6 separate regions of the Homo sapiens genome follow, and all the other regions are linked to region 3. Evidence: chromatin loops called from intact Hi-C (ENCODE). Cell type or tissue: ascending aorta. All regions are shown on one strand.

Region 1 (5,000 bases), 480 kb after region 3:
CACCATAGATGCTTGCTGAGCAAATAAATAAAGGAATGAATGAATAAGCCTCCTATTTGCATTATGTCCATCGTTTCACTTTATAACAACCTTAGCTGGGGGTTCTTATTATTATCACAATTTTACTGATATCTAAACCAAGACTCAGAGAGGTTACACAATTTTCCCAGTATCCTCCGGTAAATGAGAGGCAGTGCTGAGATGTGAAGCCAGGTCAACTCGATGTCACAGTCCATCTAGCACGTTCTGCCCTCTGGAAGCATCTAATTGTGTAGCACCTGGAGACGTGGAGCTGTGGGACACATTTGCAAAAGGCGATTGTTTATCGTCAAAGCTGCAGGAGACACTAGAGGAATGTTGCAGAGGACAAAAAAGTAGACATTCTGGACCTCAGCAATGGGAAGTTTTGGAGATAGAGGAAGCGGCACTCTTGAAGGGAATAGAAGAGAAGACCTAACAAAAGAAGAATCACGGAACAAAAAGAGAAAGGAGATTTGTCAGCAAATATGTGATTAACAACATGACAAGCTACAGAAATAGTCTTAACAGGAGCAGTGAGGCAGCCTGGTTTGAATGGAAGGAAAGAGCCTGGACCACAGCAGATAGGCTGTGTTAGAACCACCCTTCTGTTTGAAGCTTGAGCACAGAGGGGAGAAAAAAATAACTTTTTTTCACTTACTGCAAGGGACATGGTGGACGCTCCTATAATAAAAGACAGATTAACAAGAGAAAAGCATAACAAATTTATTTTAAAAGTTTTTTGTGACTCAGGAGGCTTCAGAAATAAAAAAAACCCCAAAGATCCAGGGAAAACGTTGTAAATCTGACGAAACGGTAAATCTGACGAAAGAAGTGTGAAGAAATGTGATTGGACAACAGAAAGGGGCAGAGCCTTATGGTAATGAACTGTGGGGGGCGGGAGCGTGTTGCTGAGAGAGGCCTATTTATTCAGACGCTTCTCGGCCTCTCTGTGCTGCATTTCTTTCCTCCAGATACAGGGCGGTTCATCTCTCACATGAGGGTCTTACGATCTACTTGCAGGAAAGGTAAGACAGAGAATTCCTTTCTGTTTGGCTCTCGCACAGGAACGTGGTGGAAGGTCAGAGAGACCTTGCTTCCTAGGCCCTCTCAATCTCCTTCAGCTCAAAGGGCTTTGGGGTAGTGTTTTCTGACCCCCAACAAGCAAGCTGCCTAAATGACTTGAAATTTATTGTTTGTATTTATCACATGGTGATAATATCCGTTTGGCAGGATTAAATGTGATAATGCTATCATATAGCAAATAGCATCTAACATTTACAAGGCACCAGGCAACAGTCTAAGCCCTCAACACATACTATTTCATTTAATCCATACAACTCTGTTGGGTAGATTTTGTTGGAGTCAGCTTGTTTGCAGATGAGGAAACACAGGTTCAGAGAGTTTAAGTAATTTACTTAAGGTCACACAGCTTGTGAGTAGCAGGGCTGGAATTTAAACCCAACCATTCTGCTCCCAGAAGCTATGCTCTTCACCATCATGCTATGCTAAATTGCGTTAAACAAATTATCCATAAATAGTATTGCCTTTCCTCTCAAGAACACGTGAGCTACATTAATTTTTTAAAAGTAGGTAGATTATAAATATTCAAACCAGAGGTGAACAAACAACAGTCCATAGTCCCCAGATCTGGCCAACCGCCTGTTTTATTGTATGACCTGCAAGCTAGGAATGGTTTTCACATTTTTTAATGATTTAGAAAAATTAAAAAATAATATTTTGAGACGCATGAAAATTATAGTGAAATTCAAATTTTAGTGTCCATAAATAAAGTTTTATTGAAACACATTTTTTTTTACATATTATTTATGCCATTTTTGCCACAGAAGAGCAAAACTGAATACTTGTCAGGGGAACTACAAAGTCTAAAATATTTAATATCTGGCCCTTTACAGAAAAACTTTGCCAACCTCCTGATATAACCAAAAACTTTCTTTGGCTAACGGAAGAGAAGCGATTTAAGGGCTTGAATTTCTCAGGAAATTCTTCACCCCTCCTGGCGCCCCATCCTCTCATATTCTCCACTGGCTGCACGCGCACCTGCACTTCATTAGAGAACAGTCATGGGGAGGAAAGAAATCCCCGACAGAGTAGTTTGTTGCATTTCTTGGGTGGAGAAAGAAGGCGGGAGGAGGCTTGCTGGGTAGGGTGAAGGTGAGGCTTTCTTCTCAGTCCTGAATTACAGCCAGATGAGTGTATCCCTGTTTCGTCTCCAGAATTATAACTTTTAATAAGCATGGAAGTGCAGGAGCTTAGCACTGTGGAGGAGACACAATGGCCAAGTCACATCACAGGTGTCTTCTCTCTGAGGCTGGTCCATGATCAGCAAAGCAACCAGCTCAGCCCCCTTCCCAGTGTCTATTTGCTTTCTCAGGCTTACTGTGACGAATTCACTGGGAAGTGGCAAAGCCTCGGGGGCTTTTGCACAGAGCCAGGGGCCAGTCCCTTGGGTTCTGTGTGGAGCTTTGTCAGCAACCTTCCAGCCTGTTGGTGGCAAGTCAGTTGCTCTCTTTCTGCCTTACTTAGCATAATTAAACTGAAGATAGTTTACCAAAGTCAGTGTGTTCAGGCATCCAGCCTGTAAGATATTAAGTAAGCAACAGAATGACAACAGCAAGGATGTGTAGGCTTTCTAAAATTTTTAAAAATTTTTTCTAAAATTGTGGCAAAATATATATAACCTAAAATTTACCATTTTAACCATCTTTAAGTGTACAGGTCTGTAGCACTAAGTACATTCACAGTGTTGTGAAACCATCCATCTCCAGAACTATTTCATCTTGCAAAACTGAAACTCTGTACCGATTAAACACTCCCAATCACTCTCTCCTTCCAGTCTCTGGCAACCATCTTTCTGCTTTCGGTCTCTGTGAATTTGACTACTCTAGGTACCTCATATAAGTGGAATCATACAGTATTTGTCCTTTTGTGACTGGCTCATGCCACTTAGTATGTCTTTGACATTCATCCATGTTGTAACATGTATCAGAATTTCCTTTTTTCTTTTTTTTTCGAGACGGAGTCTCCCTCTGCTGTCCAGGCTGAAGTGCAGTGGCACAATCTCAGCAAACTGCAACCTCGGCCTCCCAAGGTCAAGTGATTCTCCTGCCTCAGCCTTCTGAGTAGCTGGGATTACAGGGGCCCGCCACCACGCCCTGCTAATTTTTGTATTTTCAGTAGAGATGGAGTTTCACCATGTTAGCGAGGCTGGTCTCAAACTCCTAACCTCAAGTGATCCACCAGCCTCAGCCTCCCAAAGTGCTGGGATCACAGGCAAAAGCCACCACACCCAGCCGAATTTCCTTCTTTTTAAAGGCTGAATAATATTCCATTACATATATATGCCACATTTTGTTCATCCATTGATGGACACACGGGTTGCTTCCCTCTGTTGGCTGTTGTGAATAATGCTGCTATGAACATGGGTGTATGCGTGTCTGTTTGAGCCCCTGCTTTCAATTCTTTTGGGTATATGCCCAGGAGCAGAATTGTTTTATCATATGGTAATTCTATTTGTAATTTTTTGAGGAAGCTTCATACTGCTTTTGGTAGCGTTTCTGTGGAACATATAAGGCCAGGAGGAGTGGCAGCCTAGCTGGGTAGATAGGCGCCAGATCCTAGACTTTGAGTTTTATTAGGGATGTGATTAGAAGACTTTGCAAGTTTATCCCTTGGACCAGTCCTCAGTGCATATAATTGTTTGTTGAATTGATTTTAATCTAGTACAACAATGATTTATGTTTCTTTCTTCTCAGACTTTGGCTCCTCCTGTTCTTTATTTTTGTTTTCTGTTTTTGTTTTTACCACTTCGTTCCAATCTGACAATAGCGGCTTTCCTTTTATTTTATTTTTACTAGAGATACATCTCAGATATAGAAGAACATAAATAACGCTGGGCCATGAGTTTAGACAAAAACAAAACAACAGAAAGTGAACCCCTCCAAGAAAATAATGAAGCTACCTACATAGGTTAGGCTCAGTTGCGCTTCCAAATGTGTTTTAAATTAAGTCATCTCAACCGTGACTACAAGTTCAAAATATTGAAAGCAACCTTATTGGAATTGGAACAAGGCATATTTGGTTTCCTCTGAAGGATTTTTTTTAAGTGTAGTTAATAGCAGAGCTCTGAAATGTAAAAATACAGGAAAAGAAAGCCCATATGCAAATTACTCTCCTAGTAAATGGCATTAAAACTCGCCATCTTTCAGAAGTTGTGATCGCTTGGTAAAATCTCACTTATATGAAAGTGCTTAGGTAGCAACTGCATTTGTGTGAGTAAGGCCAATCAAGTGGAAGTAAGCAGAAGAATTTGGAGCAATCTAAACAAATATTCAGAGTCCATAGACTCAGATAGGTTTTGCCTTTATTTTACTCGCAATACGTACAGGCAAACGTGGTTGCCTAGTTCCCCAAGAGGACAAAATGGAAGGAATAATTTACAAGCAAGCAAAAAGAGAGTTGGCTAAAATCAGGCAAAAGGGCTAAATCTGAAAAAAAAAAAAAAAATACTACTGAATTTATAAGGAGGGGATAGTAAAAACAGGAAAGGTACACAAACCCTGAAAGAAAACACTGCCACAGCATGCAGAGTATCCTTGAATTATTTGACCGGGAAATCGACGCTTTCCCATCTCAACAGCCTCCAGTGCATCTCCACAGGAAGGCGTAGCATCCAAATTGATGCTCATAATGATTTCTTCCATCATTATGGTTATACCTTAAACAGTTGGGCCACAAAGTAGTAAAAATGAACTACTCTGGGAAATTCACATCTGCAGAGATAACTGGATCTTATGATGCCAGTTAAATGAGGTATCAGATTACAGCATCTAATCTTAGCATCATTTTGTTTGTTTGTTTGTTTGTTTGAGTCTTGCTCTATTGCCCAGGCTGGAGCGCAGTGGCCTGATTTGGGCTTACTGCAACCTCCACCTCCCAGGTTCAAGTGATTCTTGTGCCTC
Region 2 (5,000 bases), 140 kb after region 3:
TGCCAATCTTGGCTCTTCCAAAAGCTTTGGTCTTTTCATGCTCATCCCCAGTGTATCCTACAAACTGCTATAAAGAATAGTCATAGTCAAATTAGTAAAATAATTCTTCTCAGAAGCCCTCAATAGCTTCCCATTATATACCATATGAAATCCAAATGCATTAGTGTTGCATTCAAGGCTTTAATCCAGCCATGCCACATATTTTTTTCATTTTAACTTATATTGGATTGGTTACTAATGATTTTCCCAAATATTTATTCCATTTTCCTGATGCTCTGTCCCTCAGCCCCCAACACACATGGCTTGTTTCTTTCTCATCATTTCCCTTTTAGTTCTTTCTTAGACTTATCACAGTTTGTAAATGTATTTACTATTTACATCTTGAATTTTTTTTTGAAACAGAGTTTTGCTCTTATTGCCCAGGCTGGAGTGCAATGGCGCAATCTCGGCTCACTACAACCTCCGCCTCATGGGTTCAAGTGATTCTCCTGCCTCAGCCTCCCGAGTAGCTGGGATTACAGGCATACACCACCACGCCCAGCTAATTTTGTATTTTTAGTAGAGACGGGGTTTCTCAATGTTGGTCAGGCTGGTCTTGAACTCCCAACCTCAGGTGATCCACCCGCCTCGGCCTCCCAAATTGCTGGGATTACAGGCGTGAGCCACCGCACCCAGCCTACATCTTGAATTTTTTCCATTAAACATCTAATGTTTTCCATTAAACATCTAATTGCCAGAATGTAAACTCCCTGAGTGCAGGAACATTGTCTTAGTCACGTCCCAATTTCCAGCACCCAAATGAATGTCAGTGTAGGGGCTCAATGAATATTTGCTAATTGAATTAATGAGTGTGATGGCACTGTAAAGACTATCTCAGCTTTACACAGAGTGGTTTTAACATTCAAGCTGGAAACAGCATGGTTCTACTCAGGCTCCTGTGTTTCCTACACAGGCTTCTGTGTCTCCCCTTAGCTTCAGGGGAGAGAGTCATCCTCATGGAAGGAGACAAAAGAAACTGCACCCCGATGGCAGGGAGGTAAGCTGTCTACAGAGAAGGGTCCCTGTACTCTGTGTTGCGGGACCTTGTCTCTAGGCAATCTCTTTGAGTCAAATGAATAAATGTCCTTCCTATTTTATACTTACCTTATGTGTGGTCACGAGGATTACTTAGCCTTTCAAAGCCTGATTTCTCTTGGGCTTCGTCTAACTGCTGAAAACTTAGTTTGCTCTTGTAATATAAATAAGCACACTTGGGGCAGGGGGCTACATTTTATTCTTCCCTTAGGCAAAGCATAAAAACAAACAAAACAACCACCATGCCTAAAGTCTCCAAAAAGCTCATAGTTACCACAAGGAAAATATGTCTGCGGAGATTTTATTTATTGAATAGTGGGCAAAGACGTATTTTATGCTACAAAGATCTTCCATAGGGAGAACATATCATGGCAGCTCAGCAGTGGGCTGCGTAAAGTGTTACAGGCATGGAGAGGCAACGGATTTACGTATCAGGTTCATAGATGCATCCTTTATTAATCCAAAGAATCAATGCTGGCCAGGCAGGCTTTGTATTAGACACTGGGCACGCCATATTTCTTGGAGACTTAGAAAATTTCTATTGCCTTTTGATGCTTTGTGACATCATTTTTTTCAAACCACAAATTGGGGTGTGTGTTTTTGTGTGTGCATGTATGTGTGTGTGTCTAGGCAAATAAGCATTACAGTTCAAATGAGTATTTAATAATATTTATAACTTGTAATTTGATACATATAAATGGCACCCTAGAAATATCAAATGGACAACAAAAAAGTACCTTATTATTAATTTTAAAATCTAAAATGCCCTTCTTTTACTATGCGGTCTATATCAGGCCCTCACCTGCTTATCCTCCCCTTTCCCCACTCCCCTGATTTTTTGGCAGAGCAAGAATCTTGCCTTCTCAGACTGTCAGAAAAGTAATCTATTTTTAAATTTTCAGAATTTCAGGTCTCCTGTCATTAAACATGACAGAGGGATTTAGGGAAAGAGAAAGCATTGTTTGAAAAAGAAAGTCAGTTTTTAGTGTGACCTAAATGTATACAAGTCCAATGTTTAGACAACATAGCAGGTTAAAGCTGGATTTTGAACATATTTTCAGAGAGTGCTTTGGCATGCAGCATTTTTGAGAGAGGTGTTATGTAAGTTATCAAAAAGCATACATTTGGGGTAGGACTTTTGTTTTATCCAGAAGCTAAAAATCATCGAGTGTTGTGTTTTAATATGCAGATGACCCTTATTCTGATTTCAGTTTGGAAGCTTGATCAGGAAAGGTCTTTACTGTGGTGTTGAGGACGTCATGTTCTTCAGAAAGAAAGCTGTCTGTTTTTCTTTTCTCCAGAGGAACTGCAGTTTAGGACAGGCATAAAGCTGGCAACATAACCAAGGGCAGAAAAAAAATTCACCCCTATGTTCTATTTGTCAAACTGACCGGCAGGTCACAACCTGAAAGTTTATGGATCGGTGAGGCCTTGTCTCCGCATAAGCATGTTTTCTGGACTTTGGCTGAAGCTAAATTCCTGACTTCTGAAAGAGGGGTGGGTGTGGACTTCCAGCAGGAATAGCCAGTGGGAAGGAAGTAATATTCATTAAGAGTGTCTCATGCAAGCAGTGCGGGGCTAAGCATGCTCAGTGTAAATTCTCCTGGAGCCTGTCAAGCTATGTTTGAACTCGTTCCAGGATAGTGGATTTACTTTTTTTTCCCCACCAGGAAGAATACTCGATTAGACTGCATTTTGCCTTGCTTTTCCTTCTCCCTTTCTCTCTCTTTCTTTCTTTCTTTCTTTCTTTCTTTCTTTCTTTCTTTCTTTCTTTCTTTCTTTCTTTCTTTCTTTCTTTTTCTTTCTCTCTCTCTCTCTCTTTCTTTCTTTCCTTTCTTTTCTTTCTTTCCTCTTTCTCTTTCCTTCTTTCTTTTTTTCTTCTTTCTTTCCTTCCTTCCTTCCATCTTTCTTTTCTTTCTTTCCATTTTTTTTTTCCTCCAGAAGAATGGAAACAGTATTCTTTTCCGATCAGTTCAGTAATACAATGTCCTTCAGTGTCCATATGAGCATTTCAGTGGAGAAGAAAAGAAACTTTGCTACCTGGGAACTGAAGACTACTTAGGTCAGTAAATGCTAATAAAGTTCTTAAAGACTTATGGAGCCAGGAGTTAACTTTTCTTAACTGTTAAGGTAATCTACAGCTAATGTAATTGCCTTTTCAATTAGTGGGTGTACACTGATTTTTTTTTTCCACACAAAAACTATGTTTTTCATGTATTGGAGTGATTTCCCAAACACAGGGAAAATATGTCTTTTGGTTAATTTGCATTTGAAAGAACTTCTTTTTGTATGAAAGGTTCTTTCTCTCTACCACAAATTATGTGTTTTTTAAACAAATATTGTGGTGAGCTGATGTAGCCGTAATGGTCTGAATGTGGATGTGTTGTTCTGTGTTATATTAATTCTTGGCTTGGGTAGGTTTGGTGAAAGTTATTGCTTTTGTTGCTGCCAGAGATGAAAGAGAGTTTGTTTTGTTGTGGATGTTGTTTTGGAACTTTTGGTGAGCTTTGAGGCTGCCTTGGGAGCCCCTTATAGAGAGGAGAGCCATCTCTTTCCACGTTTAATGTGCATTTTTCAAAATATTCAAATTTAACTCTAAGACGGGAGTATAGCTTTTTAAGAATCTGTGTAGGAATAGAGTTTTCTTAAAAATGTAGTTTTGGAGGGAAATGGTTTATAGAAAGGTTTGTAATAAAGAATTTAAATCAAGACTGCCATGGTGAATATAAGCAAAAAATGCAAAAAAATACTGCATGCTATGTACATACTGATTCAGTTTAGGTTAATAATTTTACTTTTTAATTTTAAAAAAGTATACCAGGCCTTAAAGGGCTGTCTTATAATATCAACTGATAACACAGAGGACTCATTGGAGAGATGTTAGGATCTCAGAAAATATCAAGTTAGCAAAGGTGGCCCCTTTAAAAACATCTGAGGACTGAGGTTATGAAACCACATGGCTTCGTGTAGGAGCAGTGCATCCTAGGCTAAAGCACTTTAATTTTATTCAAGAATTTTAAGAGTAAAAGGGGATTTATTTCTTTTCAAAAAAGAACAGCCAGGCGAGGATTATTGATCCGTCAGGGATTAAATATTTGCTGGAATACAAAGCATCACATATTATCAATGTGTAAATCAGACTCGCCAGCTATTCAGGGGATGTAAATGAAACGACCATAGTTTCAGCCAGAATCAAATGCAGCAACACCCCTGCCCTGCTTTCTTCATCTTTATGTCCCAGAAAGGGATGATAGAGGTGGGGCAGGGTGTGAAATGAGACTTAGCCAATGAGCTGACCTTGCTCTTTTAACTTCTGTCCATCTGTTCTTACCGGGCAGCTGAAGCAGTGAGCAAAGTGGGACGGGACCTCAGCGGGGACCAGGAAGCAGAGGCCAGACCCAGCCAAGGCTGTGATCTGTTCCCCACCCTGCAAGTTAGATATCAGGAGGAGCTAAGTGGATGCGTCTAAATCCACTTCCTTCTGCTCCCAGAGCTTTGATTTAGTACCAAATGCTGCTCTTCTGCACCTGCCTCTGTTTTTCATAAGTAAAAGCTTCTCCCCATGTGTAGATGGTGGTTTATTCGATACAGATCAATCCCTAAGGAGATAGCTGAAGTAATTGAGTCTTGTTTTGTTTTTTTCTTTCTTCTCTGACATGTGGCATTGATGAGGTTTAATTGAAACAACAAACCTTTTCTGGGATGCGAGAGCACAGTTTTCCATGGAAGAGTGTGTGTGAGCGTGTGTGTGTGTGTGTGTGTGTGTGTGCGCATGCAAGTCACTTGCAGTCTGGACTCTGGGACGCTGCCTCTTGGAAGGCTTTGCAAGGCTGAGGGCATTTGTCTGGAGCCAGGGATCTTTTCATCACCTTGTCTCTGCGTTGGCAAAGAGGAGGTGCACATTCTGGAGCATGCTGTAACTCTTT
Region 3 (5,000 bases):
ATTCAGGACCTTCTGGTGCTCCAGTCCAATGCGTAGGTGTCTGCGGGAACTTTATAACCAATTTCTCCCATCCCAGGGTCGCTTATTTATTCTTTAATTCAACCAATATTTATTGAATGCTGACTGTGCTAGTTGAAGGAGATGTGTCTGTTGTCTTCAAGGAGCATGTTTTCTAGTGTAACAAATAGATAAGTGAACAGACGGGTGCACTATGCTGTGTTAAGTACAACAATAGCAGCTCAGTATAGGGGAGATGGAGGTCCATACCATCCTCTTCCTACGTCGGCTGCCTTCCCTAAGAGAGGCGCTATTAGAAATTGATCGTGGGTCTTCATCTGTGTGCCTTATGTCTCTGGGATGTGTACATGCAAAAATGCATAGATATGCAGTCTCCAGTTTATACTGTCTTCCAGATATCTTAGTCACCTGTATGTCAAGGGACAGCTATCTTCCCCCATTCATAAAATGTCCAGAAAGGACACATAATAGATCCTGCGACAGGACGTCCAGCCAGTACTTATTATCTGGAGGCCGAGGAACAGACCCATGCCTCTGTCATCTCCCAGATACTCAGGACACATATTTGAATCATGAGTGGAGTTCCATTGGTCCCTTGGGGGAAGGCCCTCCAGGGTCACAATAGACTTTTTAGAGCAGCTTCATCGGACCCTCTCCCTTGACAGTCAGGATCCAGCCCTTTCAAAGTGACCATGATCCAGCAAGGTGCTGTTCACTAGACTAAGGTGGGACTTCTCCACATTTTCACCTGGACCTGGACCTCTTACTTTCTGAAACTTTGGCTTTTTTTTTTTTTTTTTTTTGAAACAGAGTCTCACTCTATACCCAGGCTGGAGTGCAGTGGTATGATCTTGGCTCACTGCGACCTCTGCCTCCTGGGTTCAAGTGATTCTCCTGCCTCAGCCTCCCGAATAGCTGGGACTACAGGCATGAGCCACCGCAGCCAGCTAATTTTTGTATGTTTAGTAGAGATGGGGTTTCACCATGCTGGCCAGGCTGGTCTCAAACTCCTGGCCTCAAATGATCCACCCCCCATCGCCTCCCAAAGTGCTGGGATTACAGGTGTGAGCCACTGTGCCTGGCCTTGGCATTTGTTTCTATTCACAACTACACACCAAGTGACTGCTCTTCTTGTGTTTTAGGTCTTCTCCGTTTATGTCCTGTGCCTGACCTGTCTGTTTACCCACTCACTGACCTTACTTTAGCCTCTCAGATTAGATTGGACTGACACCCCAGTGACTCTGAGTACCAAGAACAGGAAGAAACCTAATTTTGATTTCTTTTTGCTTTCCTTATGTGCTATTGCTAGTTGTGCCAGCGTATTCCTTCTAAATAGTGCTTTCATTCAAGAGCCTTTAATGACTCCTCATTCCCATAACCAACATTTTACACTCTTGATCCTGCCTTCTGATCCCAGTCTGCATTCTAGCTCTATATCTCTCTGCTGTGCAGCATGTGCCAACCATGATGGATTACTCCCTTGTTCCAACACATTCGTGCTTCTGTGTAAGTTACTTGATGCCTCAAATATGCTTCATTTCTTCTTTCCCTTTTAAAATTATCCTATCTTCCTGGCTCCTTTATTTCTTCCCCCTTGAGATGGTGCCTTGCTCAGTCACCCAGGCTGGAGCGCAGTGGCTTGATCATAGCTTACTGCAGCCTCAAACTCCTGAGCTCAAGCAATCCTCCTGCCTCAGCCTCCCAAGTAGCTGGGACTACAGGTGCTCGTCCCCACACTGGGCTAATTTTTAATTTTTTTGTAGAGATGGGGGTCTTGCTATGTTGTTCAGACTGATCTAGAACTGGCCTCAAGCAATCCTCTTGCCTCAACCTCCCTAGTGGCTGGGATTACAGTGCCTGGCTAACTCCTACTCCTTCAAGACCCAGACAATGCCTCTCACTGTTGGGGCAGGATCTCTAATTGCCTTTTGCACAGGCTGAAGGGATGACCTCCATTCTTAAGCCAGTTGTGTAATTTGCACATAGCTCCTTGCTATACTTTATGGCAATGATTTCTCTATGTATTCTCCACTAGTCTATATGCATTCTGAGGTCAGAAAGCATGCCTCTTTTATCTGTTATCCTGACTATCCAGGACAATGACTGGCATTATAATAGATGTCTTATTATTGTTTTTTGAATAAATAAATGGATTGTTTTTAACTCCACTTGCTGTATGTTTTGAAAACAAAATTAATTCTACAGTGGTAAGGAGAGATAATACTGAAAGTGTCACTAAGATGGCAATTTTTGACATGAAACCCTTCCAAAGAAAAAGGATTTTAAAAAGTTAGGCAGGTATTGTGGTGCACACCTATCGTCCCAGCTATTGAGGAGGCTGAGGTGGGAGGATCACTTGAGCCCAGGAGGTCAAGGCTGCAGTGAGTTTTGATTGTGCCACTACACTCCAGCCTTGGTGACAGAGCAAGACCCTGACAAACACACACAGACACACACACACACACACACACACACACACACACACACGAAAGAAAAGAAAAGAAAAAAGAAAAGAAAATTGTACCAGTAGAAAAGTGAAGAAGGTCATTTAAATAGAGGACCCTCTACTGCTCAACTTAAAATAGAGCAGGCCATTTAGAGACTAGGGGAAAGTCTGGTGTGTATTAATGAAAGAGGACATTGTAGGAAATGACAGGTAGTCATACCCAGATCCTAAAGAACTCTGTCTGTGGTACTAAGAACTTTAGACTTTATTCTGTGATCAATAGAGGGACTACTAACCACATACGTTTTCTAAGTGGTGGAGTGACATGGTCGGATTCAATTGGTGAGTAACTCTGGGCTTATGTTTTTGCTCTCTCTCTCTTTTTTTTTTTTTTTTTTTTTTTTTTTTTTTTTTTTAAGATATTGTGCATAGGTGTTCTGGGAAGTGGTTCCAAGAAGAGCTTATCATCCTGTACGCTAGCCTCCGGGAGGACAGGGTTGCCTGAGACAGTGTGGGCAGTGGTTGCCTCCTGGCTCAGCCACTGGAGGTCACTGTTGCACCATAGATATGTTCACAAAGCACCGTGATGCCGTTTCCAAGTTGGCTTCTGCCAGGGGTGAATTCATCATCCCCTGGGCAGCTTGGAAGTTCCCTAGTGCAGACATCTCTCTGTCTCCAAGGATTGGCCTGGTCACACAATGTGGTTGAGGGAGAGCTTAGTCTGAGGCAAGAGGGAGAGAGGCTGGAAAGCCTGGTGCAAAGAGGGCTGAGGCAGTCTTCAAATACGGGAAATTTCATGTGGTCTGGATTGCATTATCCTGCGTCTGAAATGGGAGAGGCTGGATGCCCCTTTGGGTCAAGGCGACTTTTCTCTTGCCACTTTCTGGTTTGAATCTGGTTGAGGTAGGGAAGGTTATTATTGTCTTCTGAGTCCCTAGAGATCAGAAGATACAAAACATGTTAGGCATCTCAGGCTCCCTCATAGAGGGAGATCTGGAGATTGGAAGAGGCCTTCCTAGTCCTGCTGGGCTCTGACAACAGAACTGCTACATAGAAAAGGGGAATGGAAACAGAGGCCCGCGCCTTAAACACACCCACTCACCAGTGGTCTGTACCCAGAGCAGGCTTCAACTGAGGCATCCAAGAGAACCATAGAGAAGAGCAGGAACTGATATTTCTAGTGAGAAACTCTGTGTGCCAGGTGTTTTCTATGTTTTCACACTCAGCTCTCATGATACATGTGTGCAGTGGGTATTATTTTTGCTCATTTGCTATTTGAAGAAACCGAGGTGTAGAGCTGACGCTTGAACCGTAAGTCTCCTAAAATACAAAGAGCAAAGATAGTAAAATGACTACTTGTGGGTACCTTTTTAAGAACTTACCTGAGCTTGAAAACTTGGTTTGAGTCATACAGGAGAACGGATCTCTGACCATGCAACTTAGCTAATAACTCATTTTACATTGCTTGAGAGTAACTTCTTCCTAGTAAGTCATAATCTGCTTATGACTTCACATAGGTCCAAAACACTTCTATACACATCAACTAATTTGACCCTTATAATGAGTACCTTATCCCCATTTTTGTAGATAAAGAATCCGAGATTTCAAGAATTTGATTGCCTAAGATCACATAGTTAATTAATGGTGGGATCAAACTCAGATCCTTCTTACTCCAAATGGGGCACTCTTTGCATGACCCGTAATTATACCTCTAGATAAATCTTGCATGATGAAAAGATGTTGTATCATAGCTGAATTAGAAATAAAATGCACTTGCAATTTTTGTAGTACAACATTTTATTTTTAGAGATGAGGAGATTTCAATCCATTAAGTTCCTTGCCCAAAGTTCATACAGCTCTGGGGTGAGTAACATTATCTTCCTAAGTTAAGATTCCCAGATTTAGCAAATAAAATGCAGAACTATTAGAATTTCTAGTATTACATGGGGCCTAATTATACTAAAAAAATACTCATTGTTTATCTGAAATTCAAATTTAACTGGACATCCTGTATTTTATCTGACAACTCTATCCTAAATCCAAAGAGGAAAAGCTAAGTTCACCGTTCTTCTGGACATATTTGAGTTTTGGAAATGCAAATATTTTGAGAAAAGCACTTTGAGCACCCTAAAAAAATGGGAAGACTTTCTGTGATTTTATTCTGGCTTTGCTAACAACACCTCCCTGAGCTGTGCTTGCCCGCTACACCTAATGGATTCATTTTTAAGTACATCCTGAGAAAAAAACAATTGCGAAGCAGTTTTGCAAAATGCAAAGCGCTTCAGGACAATTATAAAAGAAACCAGCCCAGTTAATCATACCAACTACTCAAGGGAAACCAGATCATGGAAAGAAATCCCCAAGGAACATGGAGTAGAATATCCTTCCTATGCACACCTTTAATCAAGATTCAAAAGGAAGACAGCTAGTTCCCTTTGGAAATGATTATGTAATGAAATCAACCCTGCTTTGTACTCCCAGACTAATTACTGGATTTATTCTTTTTACTCAATTTATTTCCATGTATTTGGACATT
Region 4 (5,000 bases), 290 kb after region 3:
GTGCCTGTCATGAAGTGAAAAAAGGTAGGGCAGCGTTGTTACAAATTATCCTTTTTGCCATTTTTCGCCCTGGGAAGTGGATGTAAATGGAAAACAATGTTAGTCTTGGTAGAAGGGACTTGTTAAAAGAATCCAAGATGTTTCTATTTTCATGTTTAAAGCTCCATTTGACAAGATAGTGAAATAAAGTGGGCAACTTTAACTTAAAGGTGTTTCTCGGTGATGGGCACTCTGATAGGATTGGATGTGTTTCTGCAGATTTCTGCCTTCCCAGCTGGATCTCCCTTGTTTTCTGCAGGAGAGAAATGGTAGAAAGAGACAGTAGGAGCTGAAAAGGTAAATGTCACAACACCCAGCCTGCCATACTTTGAAATTCAACATGGATTTAACAGATTGCAAAGTGTCTTAGTCATGTAATTCATGCAATTCGTTAAACCACATTTAAATGAAAAGTAAGTGATATTCTCCTATTTAACAATTAATTGAACAAGTGGTATTATATTGAATTGAAACACTTAAACTTGACTTCTATTGAATAAATACAGCCAATACAGGACAGAAAAAGAAAAAATCTCAAAATGGATCTGAAACTGACCTTAGATGACTCTTCCAGGCTGCTAACAGTGTGTGCAAGGAGTGTCACCTTTCTTCTGGAGGGCTGGGGAGAGAGGCTAATGCTGAGAAAGTGCACCTGAAGCTTTGAATGGTTGCCCTAGGGCGGGGAGGGGGCACAAGGCACGAACTCAGTGATCTCAGGAATAAGACTGCCATAGTTAACAAATGAGAATATGATATATGAAGTATCTGAGACATACTACACTAAAAAACTATTTGTTGTTTGTTCAAAATTCAAATGGAACTGGGCAGTTCTGTTTTTATTTGGCAACCCTACTTAGTTGGGAGGAGCTGTAGGGAGAGGTATCTGGGAAACCATTAAGAAGTAGAAAAAGGCCGGATGCAGTGGCTCACGCCTGTAGTCCCAGTACTTTGGGAGGCAGAGGCAGGTGGATCACAAGGTGAGGAGTTCGAGACCAGCCTGACCAACATGGTGAAACCCTGTCTGTACTAAAATTACAAAAAATTAGCTGGGTGTGGTGGCATACACCTGTAATCCCAACTACTCAGGAGGCTGAGGCAGGAGAATCACTTGAACCCAGGAGGCAGAGGTTGCAGTGAGCCAGGATCACACCATTGCACTCCAGACTGGGTGACACAGCGAGATTCCACCTCAAAAAAAAAAAAAATTAGAAAAAAAGGAGTCTCCCAGCTGGTGAGTGAATATTATAATAAAGACAACAACAAAGACACAAGCATCATTCCTGTGCCATGTATTTGGAATGAGATTTGTATAGGACTTCTAAGGGGCAAAGTGATGGTCAGGGAGGGCTCTAGATAACATCAGAACTTAGTTTTGAAGGAAACTGGAAATTCCCCCAAAAGGATGATGGTGGGAGTTGAGGAATGGCATTTCAGGCAAAAAAAAAAAAAAAAAAAAAAAAAAAAAAAACATGTCCAAAGGCATGGAGTAGTCAAACAACTGGAGTGTCCTTCTCCATGAAGCCTTTCTGGTCACATTCAGAGGGAATTCACCTTGCCTTTCTCTGTTCTGTCATCACCCTTTGTTGCAGCCTAAATCACATAGCCCTTATACTGTCTGCTACTGGGACAACTGTGATGTGGGACCCCATAGAGCTGGCAAGTGGCAGGTGGCTCATGGAAAAGACTCCAGACTTGTCTACTGTCCTAGTTGAGCAGCGAACCCAGATGCTTTTTGCAGAATATTGATTGAGAGCAAACACATCAAATGTTTCAATGATTTTTCAAGCAAAGCAACATTTTGCTATAGTGTATGTATATGTACTTAAGTAAACACTGAAAATGGATTTATATACATCAGAGCTTAGGCATCTACTTCCCACGAGAGAAGTAACAACATGAAAGTAAACCAAATGGAAAAATAAGTAATATTCTTTGCATTCCCTGAGATTTATCCCAAAGCCAACCCTTACTGCTTAAGTGGATGAGGGAAGATTCTCCATTGCATATCTCAGCAGTCTACTGCTTGTGCCCGTTATCTTTTGGAGGGAGGTTGTCTCGTATCTTGTGTGTAACGCTTTTATTCTAGCTTTTAGAATCAGCTGCTTAAAATTCCTCGACTTATGGTGTTAGGTAAATAGATAAGTAGGACTATGCTTTTTTGTCCCATTTTGGGCACACAAACAGAAGAACCTTGGATACTTACTGGAGGGGAACTTTCTCCCTTCTTCCCCCAGTGATATGCTTTGGAGGAGAACTTATGCAGAGATTGGGGCAACAAGAAGGTGCCTTCTACTAGCTTTAAGAAGGAGATAACATTTCCATTTTTTGTTTAAAAATGTTGATTTTCGAGGCTTTACTAACTGTAATAGGTGAGGTTTTTGTTGTGAATATTCTGTTTGCGTTTTGTTGCTGGAGGGAAGGAGAGGCTATTTGGAGAATGATACCTGGCTCATCAGCTGCCCTAAGGGTTCAAAGTGACTTGAGCCTTTCCTCTCCAGGAGCTCTTATATTGCTCCTGAACTTAATGTTATGTGTTGTCTTTCTCTTTCATTTTCTTTGCACATTTCCTAAAGTTCTGAAGTCCTTGACCATCGAAGGATTTTACCTAGATCTCTGACGACCTACCTTGGCTTTTCTTTACCGGAGAATTGCCCATCTATGGTTCTTTGCTCCATCTGTGCAATTTGCCCTTTTCAGGACTTGAGGACAACATGGTCGCCTTTGCCTTGCTTGGCTGTGGTTTGGGGTGGCATTAACACCATGATTTCTTTCAGGGCCCACTGAAGGTTGGTTTCTGCGCTCCTGCGCCACCTGCTGTCACCAGCTCCAAGTGCAGGCTCCCCAGTCGCCAGCCCTGGGCTCCCGGCCCCAGCCAGAGTCCAAACCTCAGACCAACCAGATGTTACTTAGGCTGCCAGATTTCTGTCTGGGCCTTATCTGTACCGTCTTCACTGGCTCACTAGATCAGAATCCCAAATGTCCCTGGATGACTTGCCTCAAGTCACGCAGACCCTGAGCTCTTTGGCCAGAAAGAGGAAGCCTGTTTGATTGGGGGTTGCTGACCAGTGGCTCCTGCCAGCTTTCTGAATGTGTGGCCAGTGGAGGCCGGCCTCTCCTTAGCAGTGAAAATGCAAATGGATTTCTTTAGAAATGTCAACAGACACTTGACACTTATCCTTTAAGGTACTCCCCAACGTGTCTCCTGACTGGGCCAAATTTAGTTTCTCCCAAATTGCTCAGAAATGGAATGTTTGCTTTTTACTTTTTAGCACTCTGGGCTTTTCTACAAACTCATAAAAGTTGGTGATTCTAACCAAGGGATCACAAGAAAGTGGGGTGCTACTTTTTATGAATTAAATTCAGTACCCCCATTATTCTCTGTTTTAGGTTGAAGATCTCTTGATGTCAGGGACTTATGCATTTGCTCCCTCTCCATCACACACAGCCTGGCACACAGTAGGTGCTTCACACAATCTTGTTAAAAGGAGCAGACTCTATCTGGTCAAAATCATTCTTGGAAGTTCTTTTCTATTTGTTTGTTAAAAGGAAAAATGGCCAGAGTTGAGACTGTGAAAGTTCATTCCTGATTTCAGACCAAAAAAAATAAAGCTGAACCTGAGAGAAAAACAATGATGAGTGCAAGTTGTGATTTCTATGATCACTCTGATAAGAATGAGGATCGTGACCGGCTGTGGTCTCCCAAGGTTTGAAAAAAGAGAAATATATGCATGCAGGAGAGAACTGAGTTAGATATGAGATAGAACTTCCTAAGAGCAGAGGTTATGGGATACCCTTATAAAATACAAATGGGGGTTTATGCTAGCAAATACTCTAGAGAGAGATACACATCCATGTAGTTCAATAAACACTTATTAAATTCCTGCATTATGCCAGCACTGTATTAGATACTGGAGTAAAAAAGATTGTAAAGTATAGTACCTGGTCACCAAGAAGACAGAGACTAACAAGCAGACAATTTCAATATAATTTCCTGATTGCTAAGAGAGAAGTATATGTGCCCAGGGTGTTGTGGGAGAATATGAAAGTGCACTAATTCAAGCTGTGTAGTCAGGGAAGGCTTCCTGGAGGAGGTAGTGCTTCTACTGAGTCTTACTATTGGGTGAGAGATATCTAGAGAAATAAATGCAGTCAGCATATTCCAGCAAAGGTGGAAAGCTAGATTAGCTGATGTACAAACATCTTCAGGTCACAGAAACTCCTTTTAGTCCTTCTGAATTGAGTCATCTGGGAAATGCTGTTGTCCCACAAGAAATGTCTTACAATTCTGGCAGCCTAAAGGGGCTCAGTTTTCTATTGCATGTTCAGCTTGTCACCTTGTTAGGACAGCCTCTTATAGACTTAGGAGGGAAAGAGTAAAAGAGGGAATCTTATTTTCATTTGCATCCAAGGATCATGATCCATTAAGCAGCCTCTGTGCTCTAACATTCAGGGAGCTGCAGGACTGGCATATCCTTGATGCATCAGATCTGATATATTTGTGTTCAAAGGGAACAAACCAACTACTACTGATAAGTTCTCTCACAGCAGCTACTTTTTGAGTTCCAACAGGTTGTTGTACCTAGCCCCATTGTACAGGTGGGGAAACTGAGGCTGAGGGGCACAGAGTCACTTTCTAGGCCCTGGGGAATAACTATTGGCTACTGCATAGTAATTTAGCTTCTTATTTCTCACTGTACCTTCCCAGGGTGGGAACCTCTGAGAGTCAATTTTCCCAGAAAGAGGCACTTTCGAAATGGCAGGCCTGTTAGTAATGGCCTGTTTCCACTGGGTATCCTGCCCATTGGGCTGGCACTATGGGAGTGGGGGTTCCCAGCCACCCCAGGGAGGTCATTCAATCCCAGCCATGGCAGCTGGTGTCCTTGGTGCCCTGGACCACCATCAGAGAACGGAATCTGCGGGAAAACAAAGAGTGCAGCCGTGGCGGCAGACCTGAGCCCTCC
Region 5 (5,000 bases), 210 kb after region 3:
GTTGGAATTACATAGGATGGATTGGATGAGGGTGTAATGGAGAGGAAACATGACAAACAGGTGTTTAGTTTGAGTGACTGAGATACTATAAACTGAAATGAGCCCAAGAAGAGGAGTAGGGTTTCTGGAAATAATTGTGGATTCTACTTGATACAGGTAGAATTTGAAGTCACTATAGGCAGTTGATAATATAAAGAACTGGAGTTCAAGAGAGCTTAAAACCATAAATACCCAAGTAATTGTGAGGCAATAGAATAGAAGCAATAGACAGTACCATAGAAGTGTTAAACATTGGCAACAGAAAACCAGAGGCAAGGGAGATCTGTATTGTCTGGAGCAGACAGATAAGTCTTCTCGGATAAGTGAAACTTGAGTTGCATCTGAAAGTATTAATAGCTTGTTCAGCTTTGAGAGATTAAAAATGGAGATCATTTGCCAAAAGGTATGGGCGAGAAAGAAAAATGCTGTTTCAAGAGGGCAGGATAGTGATATGAATGACTTCATAATAAAAACTAATATACTTTCATTTATTCTTCACTCCCAGGGGGAGCTATTATTATTCACAATTTATAGATGAAGAAATAGGTTCAGAGAGGTTAAATAAATGGTCTGAGTCATTTCAAGTAGAGCAGTGTCCTTGAATCTGTAACCTTTAACTCCAGACTCTTGTTCTAATCCATAGATTGTATGTGCTTAAAGGCAGGGTTTATTTCTTAATTATTTTAATATCCCTCATGGCTAGTATATAGCCTGAAAATAGACTCTAAGTACATATTTTTGAATTAAACTGAAAATTATCAGTTCTTTTGTGCATCAGTTTAAGTATTTATCATTTACACTTAAGACTAAACATAGAAGTGAAACATTGTAGGACTAGAAATTACTTTAAGATCTTCAAATCCAACTGGCTCACTTTATAGAGGAGGAAATTAAGGCCCAGAGAAAGGAAGAGACTTACCTAAAATCTCACATGCAGTTATCAGCAAATATGGAGCAAAACCTGTGCCTCAACTTCTCAACCAGGACTTTTTTCGCATACCATTCAATCTAAGAGTGAGATTGCAAAGTGTGAGACTGTCCTCCTCCTTCTGAGCTCTCCAAAGTTAGACAGAAACAAAAAACGTAGATAGACATAGGAGGCAATCTGATAGATAAGAACTCTTGGACTGTTTTTTTCAATCAGCAGTCTAATCATTGGATAGAATAAGAGAAGGCTGATATAAGAATCAGGCACAGGAATTCTCGAGCAATTCATCTGAGAAAAGAACAACAACAAAGGTTTGAAGGGAGGTAGTATATTTTTCAATGGATTCTAATGGCATGCTATGGAGTCACCATTGTTTGTCTTGCTATCTTTTAAATATAAAACACAATCTCACCTACCTAAGGCAGATGAGAAGAAATACCATTCCTGGTCCCTGGTCCAGGGCCAACTTACAGAACCCTGAAGGGCACTCATAAGCTGTGCAATTTGGAGAACTCACACTGCTTTGCTCTCCCAGGCTCCTCATCTGTAAATGAGAGGGTTAGATTACATTTATCTAGTTTTGTTTATCACTTCCTCTCTCAACTAAACCCCTGCCCAAAGATAATGAGCCTATTCCTACCAGCGAGTGAGGTGAAGAATTAACTTGAGGCTGTCCATACTGTCATGATGATGGCTCCTAGAATTAACTTGATTCTTTTCTACACCAGCATAGATGCTGGCTCCTAGGGTGGGCAGATTCTGGTCCTGCACCAACCCTGACTGGTGACCTTCTTGTCCATCAACACCATGTGGGTCCAGGTGGCTTCTGTGGTCCCTTCAGCTCAAGCTGCTGGTTGATACTCAGTGAAACACCACTGTTCACAAAAACAAAGTGAGTGTGAAGAACCTGATCTTCTCACCAATTTCCTATTAGTCTGTCCTCCAAGTCTCAACTCAACTCTGTCTTCTCATAATTTACCTCCTCTATACATGCTTGATGAGACCTCAAATTGGCCTCACTCTTTATCTGCTTATCCCATTCTGCCCTCAGGCTCCATCTTTTTTTAATGTCTTTTTTTTCTTTTTAAAATTTTCTTTTTTAAATTTAGCATACCATTAATGAAACAATTTTACATTAAGCTGAAACACTGACATTAATTTTTGGTGTACTGTTTCTATAAATTTAACACATGTATAGATTGATGTAATCATCAACAGTAATAAAATACAGAACATTTCCATAACTCCAAAGAATTCTTTCATGCTATTTCTTTATAGTTATACCTTCTCTTCAGCCCCAATCTCTGGCAATTGCTGATCTGTTGAGAATGTCATCTAAATGGACTCATATTTATCTAACTTTCTTTTTAAGAATGGCTTCCACCACTCAACATAATGCCTTTGAGATTCATCCCTGTTACTGTATGTATTCATAATTTCTTCTTTTTTACCCCTGAGTAGTATTCCATTGTATGGATATACCACACTTGGTTTCTTCATTCACTGATTAAAAGACATCTGGATTGTTCCTAGTTTGGGGCGATTATAAATAGAACTGTTATAAATATTCACATACAGGTATTTAAAAAGTTTTTCTAGGGTGAATACCTAGAAGCGGTTGACCCCTTAGTTTTGATTCCTTCTCACTTTTGAATCTAGGTTTGCCTCACCCCCGGATTAGTGATACTGAACCTACACTGCTGCCTTGCCTCTTCCTCTGATGAGCAGTCCCTGTCTACCAGTTTTGGTTCCATCTCTTCCATCCCACCACTCTCTTATTTCTGGCTAGGAGCTCCAAGCACATCATAAAACCAAAGCCCATTTTAATTTGTCTAAATCTTTTTCAGCTGTAAATTTGCTGTGATTTGGATTATTGCACCAGTATTGTAGTACCCTCTGCTGGCCGATTTGCAAAGATGGCTTTATGCCTGTGCTAGAAGAGAAACTGTAGGTACAATAGAAAAAAGAAAAATAATTAGGGGGAGTGAGGAGGAAGAGCGGTGGCGAACTACCATTGTAGTGACAGCCTGACTGGGACACTCCATGTATTTGGTGCTACACATATAGATAAATGCTGCAATATTTTTGTGGAACCCTACAATATTGTGCTTGTCTTCTCAATTGTAGGCAAAGATGGGCTGTCTGGAAAGCTGGACTCAGCCTGGAGCATGTTCCCCAGATTGCTATTTTGTGAAGGCTTCCGCATACAAATGACTCAGATCCAAACATTCAAAAATGATCTTGGAGGGCCATCTGGTTCTTGCTGGTTCTAAAAGCTTCCTTCAGCCTGGAGTATGGATCCAGTACAAAAGATAGTGAGAGCTGTTCATTGAGGTTTAACATGTTCCACTGACCGAGGCTAGAAGCTGGCTTTAAAAAATAGCCAACACTGATGCTCCAAGGGCCAATTGCTGATGCTTGTCACAGGTCAGTGGAACTCTGATAAATATTTAATTGATGATGATGTGGTTGTATGGAGGTTTACACATACATACACACACACAGAGCAACACAATTTTATATCATTAGAAAACGTGTTAATTTGTTTGGGTGTCTGAAACAGTCTGGGAATTAGGCTGAACCAGCATGTCAGGCAGTGAGAAGCCATGTAATTGTTGTGATGTGTCATTTTTAATTTGTGACGACAATACTGCCAACCTTACCATTTGGATAATGGTGCTGATGGATTTGCCATTTGCACTAGCTGGCTGCTTGCTTTTCTGATCAAGTGGCTGCCTATTCTGTGGCCAAGGGACAGGGAGTGTTTCCTATTTGGGAGGCTCACGAGCTTGAATGAGGATGGGAGACTACAATCTCAGTCTTAGTTTCTGGCTCCAACCAAGTTCAGATGGAGATGGGGCATCTCATGAGGGGGACACTGGGCATCAGAAACTATGGATTTCAGACAGTCACCTCATTGGACAAAATGCATGAAGTGGCATTACTTGACTCACTTTTTCGTTTCTATAGGCTTTGGCTGTCTCGTTGGAAAGTGGTGTGAGGGGAGGTGTGTGTGCTTTCTTTAGCTTATGCAGATGAAACCAAAATATATCCTATATAATGACATTGTCATTCCTTCTTTATGCTTTGTCATACTCTAGGATGTAAGATTATCAAATACAGGGATTGTATCTTGTTTATGCATACCCCTAACCTCTCACAGTATCCAGCAAAGAGAAGACATAAAAGGAGAGCTTGTTAAATGCTCTGAGTAAAGTTGTGGCTTTTTAAAGGCACTGATAGATTGGATGACATCTATGAATGTTGGGGTCATGGGAAATTATTTTACCTGCATCTTAGATAATTGATTTTTCTTGTATTCACTCTCAGTGAAGATCCCGGTGTTACACATCCAATCGTTCACCTCCTTCCAAGACTATGACATTCCAGGAAACCTTCACTGCTAAGAGGAACTAAGATCTAGAGTATCTCCTCGAGGAAGTACAACTGGTAAGTCCTTACCAGCGAGTTTAACGTTTGTTTCTAAAATGTACCAAATAACAACAAAGATCCCCCAAGCCTGGCAAACAGTACCCATGCCCCTGCCACATACCATGAAGCACAGCCTCTCAATGGTCAATGGCAAAAACTAATGTTTGTCTGTCCTAATGTGTATATTCTATAGAGATGGAAATGGCATTTAAAATGATTTTTATTAATGGAAAAATTTAGCACTATTGGTTTTATAACGTTCTAGTGAGCTTTATGGTCTCCAAAAAAGACTAGATAGGGCTCTGCAGTTTACCAGCTTTTTTCAACAAAGCTTCTTCTCTTTTACTCTCAGTATATCATATTATACTTTCAATAGAATCTGAAGATTTCTTTTTGAGTGGATTTCTATAGGGGTTCCACCTAATATAGTCCCTGGAGACCTATGCTGGCATCTGGTGAGTTTACTAATAATGGTGAGTGTAGTACTTGTATATTTTTAAAATTTCGGTAAAAAAATTCATAAAAATTACCATCTTAACCATTTTTAACTGTATGTACAGTAGTTGTAAACTAATTCACACTGTTGTGCTAGCATCACCAC
Region 6 (5,000 bases), 1.2 Mb after region 3:
TTGGAACTGTACTTCCAGAAGAGCCATCTCCATCCCTCCCCAACCAGTCATCGTATTTCTTCACTGTAGTCTGGCCTCTGCTGCCACCACTCTACCGAAGCTGGTTTTATCAAGCTTACCCATCGCCTCCCTGTGTTAAATGCATGAGATGCTCCTCAGTCCTTAGTTTCCTTGACTTCTCGGTGACATTTGTCACCACTGACAGTTTCCTTCTTCTGGAAACAGTCTCCCCCTTGGTTCCTGCAAAGCAACCTTCTCCTGGTTAGTCTCATTTCTCTGGCTCCTTCTCAGTTTATTACTTGCTCTTCTTCTCCTTGACTTTTCCATATTCCTTAGGATTCCATCTTTGTCCCTTTTCTCACTCGGCACACACTCTCTGGGCCATGTCTTCTGGCTTTTATTCACATCTATACCGGCTAATTCCCAAATCTGTATCCCCCTGGCACCCATCCATTCACACGGCAGTCAGTGTGATACTTCTCATGTACAAACCTGATTCCATCACCTCACAGAATATCCTTTTCAGTGTCTTCCCATTGCGTTTATGATAAAACCAACTCTCTTTGCAGGAACAACAAAGCCTTCCAGGATCTGGCTCACCTTGCTGTCCAGCCTCTATCTCTTTCCAGTCTTCTAGAATTCTACATTCCAGTCATGCTGGACCTCCTTCAGTGTCTTGAATGGTCCATGCTCTTCCCACTCTTAACCTTCCTTCAACCAATTATTTCTACCCAGAACCCTCTTCTACTGGCCTTCCTGCCTGTCACCTTCAGACCTCTGGTTAAGCGTTGCATCCTTTTGGGAGAATTTTCCCTAGGGTATGTTACCTCCTGCTAACTTACTATCTCGTAGCACGTCCATAGATTTCCTATCCAAATTTCCACTATACTTTATTGATATTCCTTCTTAACTATTTACTGCTTTATCCTACCTTCTAGCACAACACCTGATACACACCAGGTAATCAAAATTATTTGTTGAAAGAATGTACCTAAATGATAATAACATTATCTGAGGATTCATGTTTTGAGAATTTTCACATCCCTTCAGGAGGGTCGCCCTTGGGTAGTCTCCCATTTGCTTATCAACTGCTGCTTCCAAACCAGCCTGCTCATTCATAGCAACTGGGTTCTTCCATAAAGTTGTGGAGGAAAAGGCTGCAACATCCAGGCAGCTGTGTTGATCTCCAGGTGTAGGATGCAGTGTGAGTTTCATTGAAAAGGTGTCTAACATCCGATTCAAACAACTCCTGGCTGTTTTGTCTTCAGACCGGCTGAGTAGTTTGTACATATACTCTGAAACCTGCTTTGAATATTATGATTAATAGATGATCACAAACGTTGTCCTTTTTTTTCTTTTTTCTTTTTCTTTTTTTTTTTTTTTTTTTTTGAGATGGAGTTTCACTCTGTCCTCCAGGCTGGAGTGCAATGGCATGATCTCGACTCACTACAACCTCCACCTCCCAAGTAGCTGGGATTACAGGCATGCGCCACCACACCCAGCTAATTTTTGTATTTTTAGTAGGGAGACGGGGTTTCACCATGTTGGCCAGGCTGGTCTCAAACTCCTGACCTCAAGTGATCCACCCACCTGGGCCTCCCAAAGTGCTGGGATTATAGGCGTGAGCCACCATGCCTGGCCAACATTGTCCTTTAAACCTCTAAAAAATATTTATTAAACCCTAAACGTGGGCTCATTAGCTCCTATATCTAGGTTTTTCCCAAAGGAAAACAAACAAACTGTGATTTTGAATGGGAAAAAAAGGATTAGATATCAGACAACACCTTCATAGGAAAACTTCCAGGGCAACCAGCTTCACATACTTGAGAAAAATCTTTCCATAAACATCCTTCTGGGTGAGACATAAGTCATGGGGCATGGGTCTTCCTGGGGCCTATGGAGGTGTTGTATCTAAATCTTGCCCTACTGACTTTCAATCCTGCCTTTTTGTAAAGATATTTACCTGGTGTTTTTCCCCCTCTGTATCAGGGCCTAAAACACAAGGAAATCTTAACCTAAGATAAACAAAATGTTTGACGAGAATCCATAGATAACATTTACTAAAGCATCAGAATGTAAAGAACTATCCAGACCCTGCAGTACCCAGGGTGATATTTTGTCCCACGGGGAAGGCATGTGTGTACACACACATACTTGATTATATTTGAAGTCTGTTATTTTGTGTTTTGTTGTTGTGTTGAGCCTAAAATAAATGGCCAGGAATGGGATGGTGGAGCTTTAAATGCAGTTGAAAGGAACATGGCAGGGAGGATGCATCACCACCAGGCTGGTTTAGGAGCACAATTTTCTAAAGACAAGGGAGGGAGTAGATGACCTTTCTGGATCCCTCCAGTCTGAAGATTTTATGATTCCATGCACGTCCTCTGTCTAGACATGAAATGTGGATGCTTCTGCTTTTATTGCTACAGCACGGGTGAAAAGCATAACTGCTCCACCTACAGTCTGATCCTAGAAACTGCTCAGCCTCAGCCAGGAAAAACAACAAAACAAAACAAACAGAACAGGGGAGGAAAAAGCCCACCGGAAAGATGCAATTTCAGAGTCCATAACAGTGAATATTCCCCAAGAATCTAGACTTACTTTTCATCTAGCCTTTCAAAGTGACTATAATTTTAATAACAGTGTCTTATAGAGTTATCAATAATTATTCATTCAAATATTTAATGTCTAATAGGAAATGCCACTCCATGAGAAAAGGAGGAGACAGAAAATTTGGCCTTTCCTTTGTCACGTGGGGAACAAAGACTGGAAGAGGATGTTAGCTGTGCAGTTAACATAGTGACCACCAAGATCAGGCGCTCTGACTACCATAAGATATAGATCAGAAGATTTCTCTACTTCCAGGAATTACCCAACCTTGCAGTGCTGTGCTGTCTTCAACTTTTACACCTCACATTCTTTCTCCGTCACTCACAGCCCCTCTGCTCACTCTTCTGTGTCCCAAGACACCTGAACACACCTTGTCTCTTCTGGCCTCCTGACATTTCTCACCTTTGTCCTCATTATCATCTTCCTCCCATTTCTATAACCTTCCAAGTTTCTATGAGGTAGCCCCTTTGTTCCTTCTCAGACATACCAAAAATCTGCCCTGAATGCTCTTCTCTCAGATGCCATGTGGCCTGTTCCTCCTCTTCATTCAAGTCTCTGCTCAGATGTTAGCTTCTGAGAGGGCTTCCTAGACCACCTTATCTGAAACGGCACCCCATGAGTTCTTCCTTCATTATTTCTAAAGATCAGTTAGATCTGTATTTTAGACCTGTACTTATCTTGAAATGTAATATGTATATACTAAACAGTGTGCAAAGCACAAAAGTCCTCCTCAACCTGCTGGGTCTCCTCCACTTGGCCATCAACAATGTGGACGTCTTACTTGCCTGACCCAACCTGATGGCTTTAGGACTGAATGACTGAGAAAGGAAAACAGGAAGATGAAGAGAGAAAACACTTCCATGCTGCTTTAAGTCCCCATTCTTAGTCCTAAGTTCTAAGGCTGGGCCCTTACAGAGGCCTTTCCGTATCTAAAAACACCCAATTTCTTTTTTCTTTCTTTTTTGTTTTGTTTTGAGACGGAGTTTTGCTCTTGTTGCCAAGGCTGGAGTGCAATGATGTGATCTCAGCTCACTGCAACCTCTGCCTCCCGGGTTCAAGCGATTCTTCTGCCTCAGCCTCCCGAGTAGCTGGGATTACAGGCATGTGCCATCAAGCCCAGCTAATTTTGTATTTTTAGTAGAGATGGGTTTCTCCATGTTGGTCAGGCTAGTCTTGAACTCCTGACCTCAGGTTATCCACTCGCCTCGGCCTCCCAAAGTGCTGGGATTATAGGCATGAGCCACTGCGTCTGGCCCCAATTTCTAATTGCTACTCAAGTAGCTGGAAGCCTGGCACCCCTAAGGGAATGGGAACTTCCCATGCTAGCTCCTCACTCAGAAGTCTGATAAACAGATTCCTTAATTTCCTGTAGGATGGGACTTAGAACAATGGAATTTTGTAAGGATTATCCATAACTATCCAGTGAAATCCTTGATGATTTCACACTCATCAAGGGGTTACTTTTTACAACTCCAGCACTGCAACAGAGTTTACAATTGAAGTTGCCCTGGATGATATCATTAGCACAGTTCCTTTAGGGGGAATGGGAACACCTGCTTTAGTGTTTTGTCCTTCTCTTAACCTTCTCAACAGAGTTATTATTCCAGCCTATTCATAGGAGTAATTCAACTTCTCTCTTTGAACTTGTTTCTTCCTCTGCAAGTAAAAGGTCAAACTCATGATCCTTGATATCCTAGATAGGTCTAACCTTTTGTGATTCCATAAAATGTTCTTGAAGAGTTAATATGTTAGTTCTTCACCCCTACCTATAAATGAATTATACAGGCTTCAACCTAGGGAAAGAGGTTTAGAGTACTGAGAGTTGAACAGATTTTGAAGATCCTCATCACCTGAGGGAAGTAAAATATGAAATAGGGCTTTAGTTACCAGGGTTAGAATGAATAAAAACAGTGGCAACCACAGCTTTGCAAATATTATTTCAGTTCATCTTTACATTATAGGAGTGTACCCCAGTGCATAATCACAGGCTGTGAAATGAAACAGACCTGAGTTTGAGACCCGAGTTCAAATTCTGATTTTGCCAAATTCTAATTTGCTCTGTAATTTGGGGCAAATTACCTTAACCTTTCCAGTCTCAGGTGTATTCATCTGTAATGTAAAGAATTTGCCCATGTTTTTTGGGGGAAGATTAAATGAAACAATGCATGTAAACGTCTCTGCAAAATACATTACATGAAACAGGTATTCAATAATGGCAGCTATTTACAATATTGGAAATGCTTAATCCCTAAACATAAGAACAAGTATCTGAACCCATGTTAATTTTATGCCATATTTCTTTCTGCTAAACAGTGCTCCCCCAATACACCTTGCCTACTACGTAATTTTCTCTTGACAAGGAAGGCTCAACAGAATTTATAGGTTCAAGC

What was found. Peaks named below come from ENCODE experiments on the same cell type or tissue, not always from the same donor. Only the 100,000 strongest peaks of a DNase experiment are listed, where the experiment ranks them.
Region 1: it touches region 3 in a loop (5-fold over the local background); 28 of 110 quality-filtered maps call a loop at or near these places.
Region 2: a loop joins it to region 3, with 5 times the contacts of the local background. A loop is called at or near these places in 7 of 110 quality-filtered maps.
Region 4: it touches region 3 in a loop (6-fold over the local background); 98 of 110 quality-filtered maps call a loop at or near these places.
Region 5: a loop joins it to region 3, with 8 times the contacts of the local background. A loop is called at or near these places in 51 of 110 quality-filtered maps.
Region 6: a loop joins it to region 3, with 2.2 times the contacts of the local background. A loop is called at or near these places in 12 of 110 quality-filtered maps.

Annotation. Positions count from the first base shown.
Region 1 is chr11:122,021,910-122,026,909 of GRCh38, reverse strand. No RefSeq gene overlaps it. Among named protein-coding and RNA genes, the nearest start is that of MIR125B1, 75 kb to the left of the region's middle. In ascending aorta, a CTCF peak has its summit at 3,086 (motif pointing left); no DNase peak of the experiment used is centred here; H3K4me3 peaks cover 531 bases; H3K27ac peaks cover 672 bases.
Region 2 is chr11:122,365,632-122,370,631 of GRCh38, reverse strand. All of the region lies in intron 1 of MIR100HG (mir-100-let-7a-2-mir-125b-1 cluster host gene), which reads left to right. Among named protein-coding and RNA genes, the nearest start is that of MIR100HG, 55 kb to the left of the region's middle. In ascending aorta, no CTCF peak of the experiment used is centred here; DNase peaks (open chromatin) are centred at 2,601, 4,421 and 4,898; H3K4me3 peaks cover 2,960 bases; H3K27ac peaks cover 3,270 bases.
Region 3 is chr11:122,503,949-122,508,948 of GRCh38, reverse strand. No RefSeq gene overlaps it. Among named protein-coding and RNA genes, the nearest start is that of TRK-TTT2-1, 53 kb to the left of the region's middle. RefSeq lists a silencer at 3,058-3,117. In ascending aorta, a CTCF peak has its summit at 3,004 (motif pointing right); a DNase peak (open chromatin) is centred at 3,038; H3K27ac peaks cover 930 bases.
Region 4 is chr11:122,213,445-122,218,444 of GRCh38, reverse strand. All of the region lies in intron 2 of MIR100HG (mir-100-let-7a-2-mir-125b-1 cluster host gene), which reads left to right. Among named protein-coding and RNA genes, the nearest start is that of MIR100, 64 kb to the right of the region's middle. RefSeq lists an enhancer at 2,746-2,795. In ascending aorta, a CTCF peak has its summit at 2,858 (motif pointing left); a DNase peak (open chromatin) is centred at 2,884; H3K27ac peaks cover 4,135 bases.
Region 5 is chr11:122,291,701-122,296,700 of GRCh38, reverse strand. MIR100HG (mir-100-let-7a-2-mir-125b-1 cluster host gene) reads left to right here. Exons shown (of 5, transcript NR_137179.1): 2 at 4,298-4,417. Among named protein-coding and RNA genes, the nearest start is that of MIR100HG, 130 kb to the left of the region's middle. In ascending aorta, a CTCF peak has its summit at 2,870 (motif pointing left); no DNase peak of the experiment used is centred here; H3K27ac peaks cover 734 bases.
Region 6 is chr11:121,316,896-121,321,895 of GRCh38, reverse strand. No RefSeq gene overlaps it. Among named protein-coding and RNA genes, the nearest start is that of SC5D, 27 kb to the right of the region's middle. In ascending aorta, CTCF peaks have their summits at 86 and 2,458; no DNase peak of the experiment used is centred here.